Regions from separate parts of the Homo sapiens genome. Here region 2 is linked to region 1. Evidence: chromatin loops called from intact Hi-C (ENCODE). Cell type or tissue: adrenal gland. All regions are shown on one strand. Each heading gives the region's core, and the rest is flanking DNA. Links, peaks and the distances in the headings are about the cores only.

Evidence for each region. Hi-C counts contacts between places; a loop is a spot of excess contacts. Peaks named below come from ENCODE experiments on the same cell type or tissue, not always from the same donor. Only the 100,000 strongest peaks of a DNase experiment are listed, where the experiment ranks them.
Region 2: a loop joins it to region 1, with 2.6 times the contacts of the local background. A loop is called at or near these places in 50 of 110 quality-filtered maps.

The regions. Positions count from the first base shown.
Region 1 is chr1:200,967,299-200,974,614 of GRCh38, forward strand. It overlaps KIF21B (kinesin family member 21B), which reads right to left. Exons shown (of 35, transcript NM_001252102.2): 35 at 2,092-6,280. The coding sequence ends at 6,223. Among named protein-coding and RNA genes, the nearest start is that of KIF21B, 53 kb to the right of the region's middle. RefSeq lists an enhancer at 3,777-3,956. In adrenal gland, for the core only: CTCF peaks have their summits at 4,837 (motif pointing right) and 5,041; a DNase peak (open chromatin) is centred at 4,853; H3K27me3 peaks cover 349 bases.
Region 2 is chr1:201,218,949-201,226,425 of GRCh38, forward strand. IGFN1 (immunoglobulin like and fibronectin type III domain containing 1) reads left to right here. Exons shown (of 24, transcript NM_001164586.2): 19 at 2,496-2,798; 20 at 3,791-3,879; 21 at 5,731-5,926; 22 at 6,876-7,175. Among named protein-coding and RNA genes, the nearest start is that of IGFN1, 32 kb to the left of the region's middle. RefSeq lists a silencer at 4,027-4,136 and an enhancer at 6,608-7,477. In adrenal gland, for the core only: a CTCF peak has its summit at 4,138 (motif pointing left); a DNase peak (open chromatin) is centred at 4,093.

The sequences.
Region 1 (7,316 bases), core at 2,317-7,316:
ATGAATACAAGGTAATGAATGCATGGAAAGTAATGGATTCTAGGGCCATCTCTGTCCCAGGATGATTTTGGCCAACTCTGTTGGCTTCTCTGGGCCTCAATTCTGTAGAATGTAAATTTATAAACAGAGAGTTGGAAAACATTATCTTTGTTTTTAAAACTCAACTTCAGAGGCTGAGGAAAAGATACCTTTAAGATGCCACCTAGTTCTGACAATTGAATGGCTCTTACCAAATTCTGAGAGGTGCCATTCCCTTGTGCCTGGGAAAGCTGCCCCATAGCTTATATCCTAAACGGGATTTTTCTTGACACTCTTGCTTTCCAAATTTTCTAAAGTAAGCAGATATTATTCATGTAATCTGGAAACAAAACAACACCCCACATTAAAAGAAGAAAAGAGTCTCTTAACCCAGTGTTCCTGTCCCCCACTGCACCCTGCAGGAGCCTTGGCATCCTCGAGAGACAGGGTGAACTACATTTGGAAAAATTACCTTGTGCTGCAAACTTTCTGGAGGGTGCAGGGAGGAGCGCAGTGGCAAGAAGGAACCAGATGGCTGGAGTCCACTCCAGGTCTGGCCCGTGACCAGTTCCCCAGTGGCCGGTCTCTGGGTCTTGCCCACACACCCTGCCCAGTCTGCAGCTGGCCATGCCCAGGTGTCACTTCCTGCAGTTCACAGTGGGCTCTTCTGTCCCACTGTCAGGCAGGATCCTATGCAAAATATGGACCTGTGGGGAGCGAGGGTGGGGCGGGGAGTGGCATGGGTGATGCCGGGTCAGCCAGCCAAAAACAACTGTCCGCAAGAAGCCACCCTGCTCCTGGGGCAGGAGGCTCTGTGCCTGCCAGCGGGGCTGGCATGTCAGGGCAACTCTGCCCACTTGTGTCTCCCTCCATGGCTCAGGGTCCCTCTCTCACTCACCAAGGCCTTTCTGTTTGAGGACCAGAAGCCTCTCTAGAGGAAACCTTCCCCAGGAAGCTTCACCCTCCCACCCACGGTGACTTCTGCCTCCTACAGACTCCAGGAATTCCCTGGCCAGAGCACCTGTCACATCCATAAGTCTGGACAAACAGCAGGGGACCTGCGCAGGCTGAGGAAGCAATTTGGTTTTATATTTGGGAAACAAAGCAAAGAGAAACCCTATTATATTCCTGATACAAATATCAGGAAGTTAAGCTTTTTAATCAGTTGTGGCTGGTGATGAAGATGTGGATTCTCCCCGAGGGGCCTCTCTGCCCAGGGGATGGGCCGGAATCTCCAGGAGTTGGTGAAACAATTCATGGTTATCAAAAGGGAATATGGGTTCTTAAAGACTGAAAAGCACTGATCTAGGACAAAAATCATGGTGAGGCACAGTGACTCACGCTTGTAATCCCAGCACTTTGGGAGACTGAGATGGGAGGTAAGGCTTAAGCCCAGGAGTTCGAGACCAGCCTGGGAAACATAGTGAGATCCCATCTCTATTTAAAAAGAAAAGAAAAGACCTTTGTAGAGCTCTTTTCTTGTATGATCTTTTTATAGTCTTGCCTTCTTTCCATAAGTGGCAAGGGACCGAGATGCGTTTGGCGTGCACCACGCACAGCGTAGTCCAGGCCCTAGAGAGGTACGTGTTACGTTAGCAAAAGGCAAAGGCTGCTGTGGTTGGGGAGGTCTAGATGCAGATCCTGGCTCTGTCCTTACTAGCTGTGATCCTGGGAAAGTCACATCCATCCCGAGACCTTTCTCATTTCATAAAATGAGAATGTCACCTGTCACACAGGGCAGTGAAGACACAATGAAAAATGCTCTGAACAGTGCCTAGGATATAGCAGTTGGTCCACAAATGCTGCTGCCCACTCTTCCAGCAACTGCACCTGCCTCTGGAGACAACATATGGAGTCTGGAGGAGAATGTGACGCTCTCAAAGCTCTCTGCTTTCTAACTGGTGAAGCCCCAAACTCACAGCTCAGGAAGTTCTCATCAGGCTGGGCCCAGCCCCAGAGGCCTGCTGCACCCATTCACCCACCCACCCACCACCACCACCAACTCCCTCTCCAAAGGCCCCAGCCAAAAGTCAGCAGCCCCCTGGAAGGGGACAGGGGACACCTCCACAGACATTGGTCATTCAGGTTTTATTTATGACAACTTCTTAGAACACACACATCCAATCTAGGAACAGAAATGTACAACATGGGGCTTAAATAACTTTCATACACTATGTACAGCCATCGGCAGAGGTACAAAACATATATACACCTTGTGCTAGTCACATCATGGAGGACAGCAGGAGCCTAATGAAGCCTGCAGCCTGGGCAGGACATGATTGCTAGAAAAGAGTTGGTGGGCAGGGCAGGGCCCTGATTCATCTCAGGGGTCTTCTCTGATCCTCGGCTCTTTGTGGAGGAGTTTCTATTTCCTACTTCCCTGCAAGGCCCTCAGGACATGGTTCACAGGACTGAACTAGAGTGTGATAGGGGCTTCAAGATCATGAGTGCTGGGGATGGGGCAGGGGACAGAACAAAGGTATCAAAGAAGAAACAGAACTTTCCCTGCAAAATCTGTCCTTGCACACAAGAGGGCAGGGAAGGATCTGGGAGTCAGGAGAGGAGGGCCAGGCCCAGGAAGGCCTGTGGGGCATTGGCCACTGACCAGGAGGCTATGCCAAGCAAGGAGAGCAGCAAGCAGTTGCCTGTTTGGGATGGCAAAGGGACACATACCACAGGTCCGGGACACACAGTGGGAAGAAAGTCACTGCTCCTGCAGGGCAGGCTCTGCCCACACAAACACGATGGTGAACAGACCAGGCACAGGCAACAACCAGGGGATATGCCTGCTCCCAGCCCAGACCACATCGGGGGATGCCCCCCAGAGCTGAGAGCTAGCAGGGCAAAGAAGTGTTATGTTCCCTAACGTCACTGCAGCCACCTGCTGGTGTCTCCCTCCACCACATCAGGCACATGAGAAAGTCCCCGCAACCTTGTGTTTTCCCCATGTGGTTTTGTGCTTTAAACTGCCCTCTGCCCAGGCCACACATCCCCAGACAGGCAGCAGGGCTGGACAGCTGAGGGTGAAGAGATTCCTAGGCTGAATCCAGGGTGAGGCCACTCCCAGACCCACCGCTGTCCCTTCCCAAGGGGCTGAAGGTGGCACTCTGACCACCTCAAAGGCTTGGGTGTGCCAGGCTCCGCCTGTTAATCTTTCCTCCTTCCTTGGAAATCTCGCAAGGCAACTCCATGCGCTGCCTTTGAGAGTTCTGGCTGCTTCAGAAGAGTCCGCCACTCACGTGAAAGCAAATACTGAACTGACTGATAGTGAGGACAGGGCCCTGGCACAGGACTATGCTGAAGAGGCCCAAGGGCAGTGGGGATGGAAGACTCCTTCTATCCAGGGAACCCGCTCATAAGCTTCGAAAGCACAAAGTGGGGCTTGACCCAGGAGACTGGGAATCAGTCCAAGCTCTTCAGGCTCACTAGGGCTAGGACTCAGCCTGAACTCAGGCGTTTAGAGATTTGGGGTGCGGGGTTTAGAGAGCGCTTTACTCCTGGTCCCATGGCGTAAAGATGTGGCTGGGCCTGACAAGGCTCAGCCTCCAGTCTTAAGATGGGCACAGAAGGGCAAGAAGTAAGATGACGAGTCCCAGAATTAGGACAAGCCATGAGCCAAGGCCTGGTCTGAGCAAGGGCAGCCCCCTGTCCCAGACACAGGCACCCCCAATCTCACTTTGGACAGAGCCAACGTGGGGGGATCCTCCCGGGCCTGGGCCTGTCAAGTCTGCCTGCGGGACCCTGCCATTGTGCTCAAATCACAACCATTTTGTGCTTCCAACATTTAGGGTGCTTGTGCAGTGAGTGGAGCTGGGGGCCTGCCCCCTAACATGGACCTTGGACATCCCTGAAAGAGTGGGCAGAGAATCCAACTCTCATGAAGCACAACTCGGGGTGTCTCATGGATGTTGGGCTCAGGGCTCCTGAAGGACTTCAAGTTTAGAGAGTCAATGACACTTGCCAGGACAGCAGAGCTGGCCCCGCCGTGAGGTAGCTGACCCATCAGAAACAGCAGAAAATGGGCATGATGATGAGCACCTCTCGCAGGGCCATAAGATCACACTTCGTGCAAGAACACGCCTTGCAGCTACAGTGCAGTCACCCCAGGTGGGGCATCCCCGGCCCGGGGGTGGGAGCTCAAGGGGACAGAGTCTTACGTGTTTCTATCGCTTGTAAACAGTCATGCGGACGGATTCTTTCTTACAGGTTGCAAGGTCAAAACTTTCTGTTCAGGTTGGCGGGGAGGAGTGGGAAGAGATTTGTGGCCACATCTTAGAGCTAAGGGGGTTGCCCGGCACCCCCGGGGTGGCCAGAGGAAGAAGGATTTCCAGCCATTGCTGACAGACTGTTCAGGTCCCAGGAGACCAGCATCCAAGGGGGTCTCCTTCCTGCTATCAGCTGCCCCAGACTTCAATACCACATCCAGCAGGGCCAGCACCAGCAGGACAGCCGTCTTAGCCTCTGTGGCAGCTCCGAGGAGGGCACGGGGAAGGGACCAGGCCTCACTCAGCCTCCACTGGAGCCTGCCTCCCCCCAACACTGGGCGCCACATGGAGAGGGCTCCAAGTGCCCCAGCCCAAGACGGAGAGGAGCCAAGGGCAGAAACACAGAACCACCTCTGGAAAGTCCAAAAGTCACTGCGTCCTCTGAAGGGAGGTGGGGCTGGCTCTTGGCTCCCAGACTGAAGCGGGAAGCACAAGACCAGCGATGCAACGGAAAAACAGGGTGGGCAACTTTGGGTGGGGGTGGGGCGGGGGAGAGGGATGGAGCTCAGTCCCCCCCAAGGCCCACTCCTGTAATTCCAGAGTTCCCCCAACAGGGGGCGCCAGAACACTGATTTAACAATTTCCCCGGAGCTCCGCGTCCCCAGCCCCGGGGCAGAGAAACTCTGCCAACTCCCTCTTCCTTGATAATTTTCTGCAAGGGAGGGCCTGCGCTCCATGCCAGTTTTAAGGCCGAAAATGTGTCTCCTGAATAACCAGAGAGAGAGAAGCTGGAGAGACTCCCCGGCCCAGTGGGGGACTGCAGGGCTGGGGAGGGGCGGGGGTCAGGGTGCCGGGCTGTCCTCCCCATCCAAGCCACCTCCCAGCAGACACAGCCCCCATGCTGCTTCCTACGTGGCCCACGCAGGACTGTGGGGCAGAACCCCGGGGCCTGGGCTGTGGGGTGAGCGCCCCCGCCTTCCCGGGGGCGCTGGGCACAAGACCTCGCGAGTGAGAAGACACATGTGGTGCCGCGGGCATGGCTGGTGTAAGGCTGCCCGGCACGGGTGCCAGGCCCCGGAACGGAGGAAGGCACTGAGCGTCAGGCGGCCTAGAGGCCAGGGGTAGCTAGAAGACTCCCTGGGGGCTGTGTCGGGGACAGGCCTGAGCTGCAGAGTCGAAGGAGCAGTTCCCTCCTCTGCAAAGCAAACAGAGGAGGCGGCCCTGGAGGGCCGGGGCAGCGGACTCCCTTTGGGATTTCTGGCCCCCAAGAGCTGAGGGAAAGAATATAGGGGAAGAAACTTCAAGTCCGTTTCCAGGAGGCAACAGCAAAAAATAAAAATAACAAAATAATAAATAACTGAAGTATTTCTGACCATCTCCCCAAAGGAATCTTTCTAGCAGCTCCACCTTGGCCCCATCCAAAAGGGACCCCAGGGAACTGTTGGGGCCAGTTGGGGCTATCTGCGGGTTGCCAGAGGGTTAAGGGTTAGCTGCAAGGCCCAGCCGCCCACACCTGGTTTCCTTAGCTACCTGAGGACTTATCTTTTTGGGCTCAGAGGCAGGTGCAGTGGCTCTAGAGGCTGGGCTGGGAGAAGCGGGGAGGCCAGCTCCTCGGAAGGGTGGGATGGGGCCAGGCTGCTGCACCTCCCCACAGGGCTCCACCACTGGGCCAAAGGCCTGAGAAAGGGGCAGAGCCGGTTCAGCAGGAGACAATGTGGCCACGACTGCCAGGAGGGGAACAAGAAGGGATAATGCCCTTTGGCTTCACAGCTTAATTTCCTCCCCAGCCTCTCTCTCACCCAGAGGCTCCTGAGAGGCAGGGGAGGGATGAGGGAACAGTGTCCTGTGGGAAGGCCAAGGGAGAGGGAGGAGGGCAGGAGAGGGGGCCACGCCCTCTGTCCCCAGAGCAGCTGGCCCCATCGGCCGGGTCACAGCTTCCCTTCCATGGTGTCCAGGCTGCTGGGGTCGAGGGTCCGGGGGCATCCCTCTGACCTCACTCCTAGGGTGGGCCGCTGTGGGGTAACCGCCGGACACTCCAGAACTTCACCGTCAGGTCACTGGGGTGGAGGACAAAGTGGAGGGGTGCCGGTCAGCTCTTGCAGTGGGCTTGGCTGGCTGCCCCCAAAAGTAGAGGATGAACTGGATTCCCCAAACTCCCCAAATGTGGTTGGGGCTGGGAGGCAAGCATGGCTTACGGGGAGGTGGACTGCAGGTGGTGGGGTGCTGGGCAGATGGAGAGGCCTGTGCACTCAGAGGCCCCCAGGGGAGCTTTGTCATGGGTTTTCTTTTTTTGGGGGGGTGTTTCGTTTTGTCCAGGCCTGAAGGCTCCCCCTTCTGCTCCCTGGCACCCATCTCCTGGGGCCTGTCCCACTGTTCATGCTTGGAAAAGGACGGTGGGTGCAGGAGGGACAGGCAGGGCACCTCTCTAGGCCAGGCAGGACAGGAAGGGAAAGGAAGAAGAAGGAGTAAAATAATCTCATACCGTTAAGAAGCAGCTCAGATCGAAGTGGGGAAAGAGAGGGAAAAGGAAAGAGGGGAAGAATGAAAGAGGAGACAGGGAGAGTTGGGGAGGGTCAGGGCAGGGTGGTGGCGCGGCCCTTTATGGCCAGGACTCGGCGAGGAAGGCAGGGGGTGAGTCCAGGGACGTAATTCCACAACTTTACCCGGCAGTCACTGTGTGGGGAGAGAGGCGAGGACAGAGAGGAGAGGTGGGAGGAGATGGGAAGGGGAGGGGAGAGAAGGGACAAAGTCGGAACAAGAAAGAAAGCCATCTGAGTCGCACCCCATGGGACAGAGGGCCTGGCTGCTCCCCACACAGGGGGCCAGAGCGGGTGGGTGGGGTGTAAGAGGCGTGGTCTGGGGCTGGCAGGGCTGCTCTGTGCTCTGAGAGATACCTGCACGGGGGAAGACAGCCAGGGCAGGGGAGGGTAGGAAGGGCTTGGAGACAAGCGGGCGAGGCTTGGCCCAGGGCCCAGTACCTTCCTCCTCCCCTGCCTAGCGCAGTGCCCAGCACATGGTGGGCACTCACTGAAGGCTGGCACAGGCTAGGTATGCAAAGGAGGCCACCATGGAATCTGCTCTGTGAACCGAGCC
Region 2 (7,477 bases), core at 1,568-6,567, 250 kb after region 1:
GATTGCTTGAGCCCGGGAGTTTGAGGCTGCAGTGAACTATGATTGCACCACTGCACTCCAGCCTGCATGACAGAGGGAGACCCTGTTACAAAAAAAAAGAAAAGAAAAGAAAGAAGAAAAAAAAAAGCAGAGTCCTTTTCAAGATCACTTCACTCACTCTTTGGCCTCTAGGCAGGCCAGCCCCCAAGCTGGCCCACCTGCCCCAGTCTCATAAGCATCCACTCACCCTAGTGTTGCCCATCAGGCAGGGCGGAGGGCAGGTAACAGGGGAAGCTCAGCATCAATTCTCTATCCAATGAATATTTGCCCATCACCTACTAAATGGCCAGCATTGTGCCAGGAAGTAGGTAAATCAATCCTGGTCTCTGCCCTTGAGAAACTTATAGTCTGAGATAGCATTTTCTATCTGAGACCTGTGGTCTTGGGAACATGGAGTGTATTGAGAGATGCCAACAGACATTCTGAGAACAGGAACAGCAAAAAATGTCTGTGATTAAAGATGTGTATGATGTGAGCTTTTGATGTTTCCAAGTCCTGCAGGGGAAAAAAACCTGTCTAACCTTGATCCAAATCTAGCTTTTTCACAAAATACCTATTAAAAGCGTCACTCCAAGGCGTACAGCTTAGAAAATGCTGCTCTGTATTTCTCATCCCCTAATCAGTTTGCCTACGCCAAGTCCTCTAGGGAGCAGCACATTTCTGGCACTTGACGGATGGGCCAGGTGGTCAACACCTGGAGAGCATCTCTGTGCCCCACAGGGCCCAGCCCACTGCAGGTGTTCAGGCTGTTTGAATGAACCCAACAAGACCGAAACATTCTGTACATTTCATTGTTCAAGTGGTATCTGAGTTTTAGTCCTAGGAAGGGCAGGACATGGAATGGAGGGATGGGGGAGGAAAGCCGGCCCATGCAACTTACTCCTTGCAAATGGACCAAGCCTGTCCTATCTTTTCTTTTCTTCTCTGTTCTTTTCTTTTCTTTCTCTCTCTCCTTCCTTCTTTCTCTCTCTCCTTCTCTCTTTCTTTCTTTTTTCTGTCTGTCTGTCATTCTTTCTTTCTCTCTCTCTCTCCCCCTTCCTCCCTCCCTGTCTTCTTTCTTTCTCTTTCTGTTCTTTTTTTTCCTTTCTTTCTCTTTTTCTTTCTTTCTTTCTCTCTCCCCCTTCCTCCCTCCCTCTCTTCTTTCTTTCTCTCTCTCCCCCTTCCTCCCTCCCTCTCTTCTTTCTATCCCTTTCTTTCTCTCTCTCTCTCTCTCTCTAACAGGGTCCACTCTTTTACCCAGGCTGGAATGCAGTGATGCAATCTCGGCTCACTGCAGCCTTGAACTCCTGGCCTCAAGCAATCCTCCTGCCTCAGCCTCTTAAGCAGCTGGAACTATGAGCATGTGCCACCACACCCTGCTAATTTATCTTTTTGTAGAGACAGGGTCTCACTATATTGCCCAGGCTGGTCTTGAACTCCTGCTTTCAAGCTATCCTCCTGCCTCGGCCTCCTAAAGTGCTGGGATTACAGGCATGAGCCATGGGCCCACAGCCTGTTAATCTCTTTTATCAGTGGTGGGAAGTAGAGACAATAGATAGGATAAGCAGTGTCTAACAGTAGCCACAGCAATCACTACATTTTCTGGATTCTTGCTGCTAAGCAAGGCCCATGGCCCAGAAACATCATCTTATTAGAACTTATGAGAAATGCTGAATCTCAGGCCTCACCCCAGACCTACTGAATCAGGGTCTATATTTTTTACAAAAATCCCCAGGTAACTTCTATACTAATTAAAGTTTGAGAAGTACTGCCCTAGCCCAGTGGTTTTCAAACTTCATTGCATATGTAGAAACACCTGGAAAACTCTTAAAAATGTTGATGCCTAGACTGCACCCCAGACTAATTAAATCAGAATCTCTGGGGTGGCATCTAGGTGCCAGTATTTTTAAGCTCACCAGGTGATTCCAACGTGCAGCCAGACTTGAGGGCCAGAGCCCTTTCACACTCATTGTGCTTTTTGCTTGTTCTAAAACCTCTGTGGGTAGGTGGGGCTATTATTATTGTTCTCATGTAATAAGTGGAGAACAAGAAGCCTGCACTGAGTACCCAGAAGGCAGAGTCGTGACTCTAAGAGCTTAGAGTCCAGAATAAAAACACATGGAAGTCTAGTCATACGGGATAATGGAACCCAAGAGGTCATCAACTAAAATATCAGTTTTCAGGAATTACAGAAGGATAGTTAGGAGAAGGCATTTGGCAGGTTGGTGAATGAATGAGGGGAATGAGTTGAGGGAGGCTTCCTGGTGGAGGTGGCCTGGGATCTGTGTGCATAACGGAGACAAAGTGCTGGTTACAGTAAGAATTTGGAACAAGGTAGGTGCTTCAGGAAGAATCTAAAGGCAGAATTGCTAAGTGAAAACAATTCCCAGTCTCCCACAAGGAAGGCTAATCAATATCCACACTGAGTGGCCTCCCTCAGGAGATGCCATTCCTGACTCTCCCATGGTGCCTGGCAGGACCCCCTGGGCTGGTGAGGAATCTCCAAGTCACAGACAGATCGAACACCAGCATCACTCTGAGCTGGGCTGGGCCAGACACCCAGGAAGGGGATGAAGCCCAGGGGTATGTGGTGGAGCTGTGCAGCTCAGACAGTCTCCAGTGGCTCCCGTGCCATGTGGGCACCGTGCCAGTCACCACCTACACGGCCAAGGGGCTTCGGCCTGGAGAGGGCTACTTCGTGCGGGTGACAGCAGTTAATGAAGGAGGCCAGAGCCAGCCCAGTGCCCTGGACACATTAGTGCAAGCCATGCCTGTTACTGGTGAGTGCTGCCTCCTTCCCCGACCCCTGAGCCCTGCAGGCCTCTCCTAAGAGGGGGCCCCTGAGTAGCCGCAATGCACTTACTAAGCCAGGATCCCCACCCTCAGTTTCAGGAAGTAACATTTATTGAGCACCTACTAGGTGCTAGGTACTGGGCTAGGCAGTCCCTTCTTAGAAATGTTTTCTCATTACGACTCATAACTATACTACAATATTAATGTTTTTATTCCGAAGTTACAGAGAAGGAAACTGAGGTTCAAGGTACTTTGCCCTAGTTGTCACTAATGGTATGTGGTACAGCCAGGATTTAAACCTGGAGACTCCAAAGTTGATGTTCTGTAGGAGAGAGAGTGGCTGCTTCCCGGGCATGGCCTTCGAAGGCCTAAGGGCCGCTCAGCTCCCATGGTTCACGTTCAGAATGGGACATGCCCAGCTCCCCGTTATTATTGAAAAGAGGATTGTCTTTCCCTTTGGGCTTTAACCACCACAAGCACCTGATCTGCCTTTGACCCAAGCTGACACTGGGCCACCCCAGCTGACCCTAGTCATCACTATGGCAGTAGGGAGTCACAAACACAGCACACGGAGTCCAAAGTCCCAGAATCTTGTCCTGGCTCTCTCCCGAACAAGGTGTGACCTCAGGCAAGTCATTTCCTGTCTTAGATTGGTGTTTATCTCATCTGCAAAACATAAGCGCTCTGCCACATGTCTGCATCTTCCTCTGTTCCAGCCTAGTCCACCCCTCTCCCTGCAGGGTTCCTTTCTCAGCTCCTGTCCCTCCCCCGCTAGCATCTCCCCATCAGCCCCTGGGGTCTCCCCTGAAGATTCTGCTCCCAGCTGTACTCCAGTCCTTTAGAGGCCCCAGTATGTTGGGATCTCAGCATCAATCCGACTGGCCCAGTCTTCCCCTCCAGCCCTACCTTGCTGGGGACCTGGGGCTGGGGTCCAACTGTGAGGGAGGAGGGAGGTAACCAGTCCTCTTGTGCGTTTCAGTCTGTCCCAAGTTCCTCGTGGACTCCAGCACCAAGGACTTGCTGACAGTCAAGGTCGGGGACACAGTTCGTGTGCCCGTCTCCTTTGAAGTGAGTGTACCTGCAGGGGTGTGGGGAGGGAAGCCCAGAGAGGCCAAGGGGGCCAGACTCAGCCCTGTGGCTCTCTTTTCTTCCCTGTTCCTTTTTGGCCCCTAGTCAGTGCTTGTGGAAATCACTGACTGGGCTTGTGGAAATCAGGTGAGAGACATGAGGCAGGAAGGATTCAGGTCCTCCTTGAAGGTACTGCCCTCACTTGGCGGCTGGGTGGCCATTCTGCTCCAGGCCTGCAAATCCCTCTAGTGGTAGCTTCAGCTACTGCACCTCCAAACTAAGGCTCTTCGGTTCTCCACCTCTCCTAGTCTGGGAATTCAGGGAGCCGGTCGTGCAGATGATCCCCTTTGACTTCACAATGTATTTTTGTGCAAGCACATGACCTATATTTGACTCAGGGTGATCCTTAACCAACACCAACACCACCTGACTTTACAACAGTAGGGTGGTGGCTAAAAGTACAAACTGCCTGGGTTCAAATTTTGATGTCATCACTCACAGCCGTTTGACTTTGGACAAATATTATTTATTTATTTATTTATTTATTTATTTATTTATTTTGAGATGGAGTCTCACTCTGTCACCCAGGCTGGAGTGCAGTGGCACGATCTCGGCTTACTGCAACCTCCACCTCCCGGGTTCTAGCGATTCTCCTGCTTTAGCCTCCCAAGTAGCTGGGATTACAGGCGCATGCCATCACGCCCGGCTAATTTTTGTATTTTTAGTAGAGATGGGGTTTCGCCGTGTTGGCCAGGCTGGCCTCTCAAACTCCTGACCTCACGTAGTCTGCCCACCTCGGCCTCCCAAAGTGCTGGGATTACAAGTGTGAGCCACTGTGCCCAGCCAGAACAAATATCTTAACATCTCTGTGTTTCACCTTCCTCATCTGTCAAAAGGGGATAATAATAGTAACCTACCTCAAAGGTCTGAGGGTTCAAGGAATTAATATATTGAAAGTGTATATGTAGGGCCTGGCATATGACAGCACCCAATATGTTTTAATATTATTATTGTTTAAAATCATCATCATCTGTGTAGGAATTCAAACCAGTCTATCTTACTCTAAATGACTTGTTCTTAACCACAATAATGACAATGATAATGATGGCAAAAATATTTAATGCACATTGAGTAGTTACCATGTCCTAGGCCTTGTTCTCTCTGCTTTCCGTGTATTTATTATTAACGCCTTAAATTCTCAGAACAATCCTGTGAGGTCAGTTAGTGACTATCAGCATCTTCGTTTGACTCTGGTGCCCACCGTGCCCTGTACTGAGGGCCCCGTAGGGAGTTGACGGCATGGTCACCAAGCAGCTGGGCTGGCCTTCCCACCCTGCTCAGGGTCACCACAGTTCAAGGCCAGGACACCGCAATCTTCCTCCTAGACTATTGCCAAATTATCTCCTACATGGTCTTGGCTGCCAGGGTGGTTAACACTCCCCTCCCCACACATCCCTTCTCATTCCCATCCCACCCCCTGCCATGTGAATCCAGAACTCATTATGCTTTCCTGCTCAGAATCTGACAACAGCGGCTCCTGGCTGAGAGGATAATGTCCAGATGTCTGTAGAGGTGTGACGTGGAGGGCACTTTGCATTTTTGCCGAACCTCTTCGTCCAACTTCCTTTCTTGTTCTACCGCCCCCCTACCATACCCGCCTGCCAACCTCACACTTTATCACCACCCCTCTTTCCCACCTGTGTTTTCTTGTCGACGTTGTGTTTTCTGGTCGACTTTCTCCTTGTAGAAGACTCTTCTCACCGCTTCTACCTTTGGCCTAGCTTAAATGCCATCACCTCCATGAAACTGCCAGCTTCCCCTTCTCAACTTTTCCTTCCTCTCCTTTCTCAGGCCATGCCCATGCCTGAGGTGACCTGGCTGAAGGATGGCTTGCCCTTGCCCAAAAGAAGTGTGACTGTCACTAAGGATGGCCTCACCCAGCTTCTGATCCCTGTGGCTGGACTCTCAGACAGTGGTCTCTACACTGTGGTGCTGAGGACCCTGCAGGGGAAGGAGGTTGCCCACAGCTTCCGTATCAGGGTGGCAGGTGAGGCAGGCCTTGCTCTGGGCTCTGGACGCTGGCTCGGCCACTCACCAAGGCAAAGAGGTGTCCACTGGTCTGATCATAGGTCTCAGCCACTCTACCAGGGCTGGGTATGCAAAGTGACCATTCTCCACCTTTCCTCCATGCTTGATGATAGAAAGTAGAAAGGACCCCAGAAGATCCCCTGGGGACTTCCATTGTCCTTCTGCCTCAGGAGCCTAGAGACAGTCATGTCATGTCTCCTCTCCGACCTCAGTTATCCTTCCCGTTGAGTCAGTGAGCAGAGGCGGTTACCACTGTTACATCACTCCAAAGACCCAGGGGACAAAATTGTCTGCAGCCGTTGCACAGGATAAAGGCTTTCCTCCCCAGCTGTGGCTCCACACAGCCCCTGCCCTGGAGGAGCTTCTGGATATCCAGAAATGATCAAATAGACTAACAGTGGGGGCTCTGTAATGCAGCTTCATGAGAGCCCTGCCTCTGTCCAAAAATGCATGCCTTGTCCTGTGTCATTTTACTTAAAAACTGAAGTGAATTCAGTGAAACCCCATCTCTGCGAAAAATACAAAAAATTAGCCGAGCGTGGTGGTGGCCGCCTGTAGTCCCAGCTACTTGGGAGGCTGAGGCAGGAGAATGGCGTGAACCCGGGAGTTGGAGCTTGCAGTGAGCCGAGATCGTGCCACTGCACTCCAGCCTGGGTGACAGAGCCAGACTCCGTCTCAAAAAACAAACAAACAAACACACTGAAGTGAATTAAAATTACTCTTTTGGGGAGATTTTCTACCCTCTAGAGATAACTGTGGACCGCTGGCCAAGCTTACTCTGGGTCCAGCTACTTGTGTGGCAAGACTGCGTTCCCCAGGACCCTCAGAAGTCCTGGGACCTGGAGGGGGCTGGTAGCAGCCCTGCTGGGTCCCCTCCACGTGACCTCCCTCTGCCGTCTCTCCTGAAGCATGCCCGCAGGCCCCTGGGCCCATCCACCTGCAGGAGAACGTGCCTGGGACGGTGACGGCCGAGTGGGAACCCTCTCCTGACGAGGCCCAGGATGTCCCGCTGCACTACGCGGTGTTCACACGCTCCTCAGCGCACGGTCCCTGGCACGAGGCAGCCGACCGCATCCACACCAACCGCTTCACCCTCCTGGGCATCCTCCCCGGCCACGAATACCACTTCAGGGTGGTGGCCAAGAATGAGCTGGGGGCCAGCAAACCCTCGGACACCAGCCAGCCCTGGTGCATCCCCCGGCAGCGCGGTAAGCAGCCCCTGAGAGGGAGGAGCAGGCAGGGTGGGGGTTGCGCTCTGCAATGCAGTGGGATGCACCCAAGCATGGCAAGCGCGCAGGATAGGGACTGTGGCAGGGATGGCCTGGAGCATGCCAAATAACAGCCAGCAGCCCCGAGCTGCTGCTCCTCCCGCTCCTGCCTCACACCCACCTGTTCTGGCATCCTCTGCACCCCGACCTCCGTGGGAAGAATGAGATTGGTGTGGGTGTTTTGGTGTCTGAGGTGCCTTTGGGAGGATTTTCAAAAGCAGCCACAGACAATAAGGCAAATA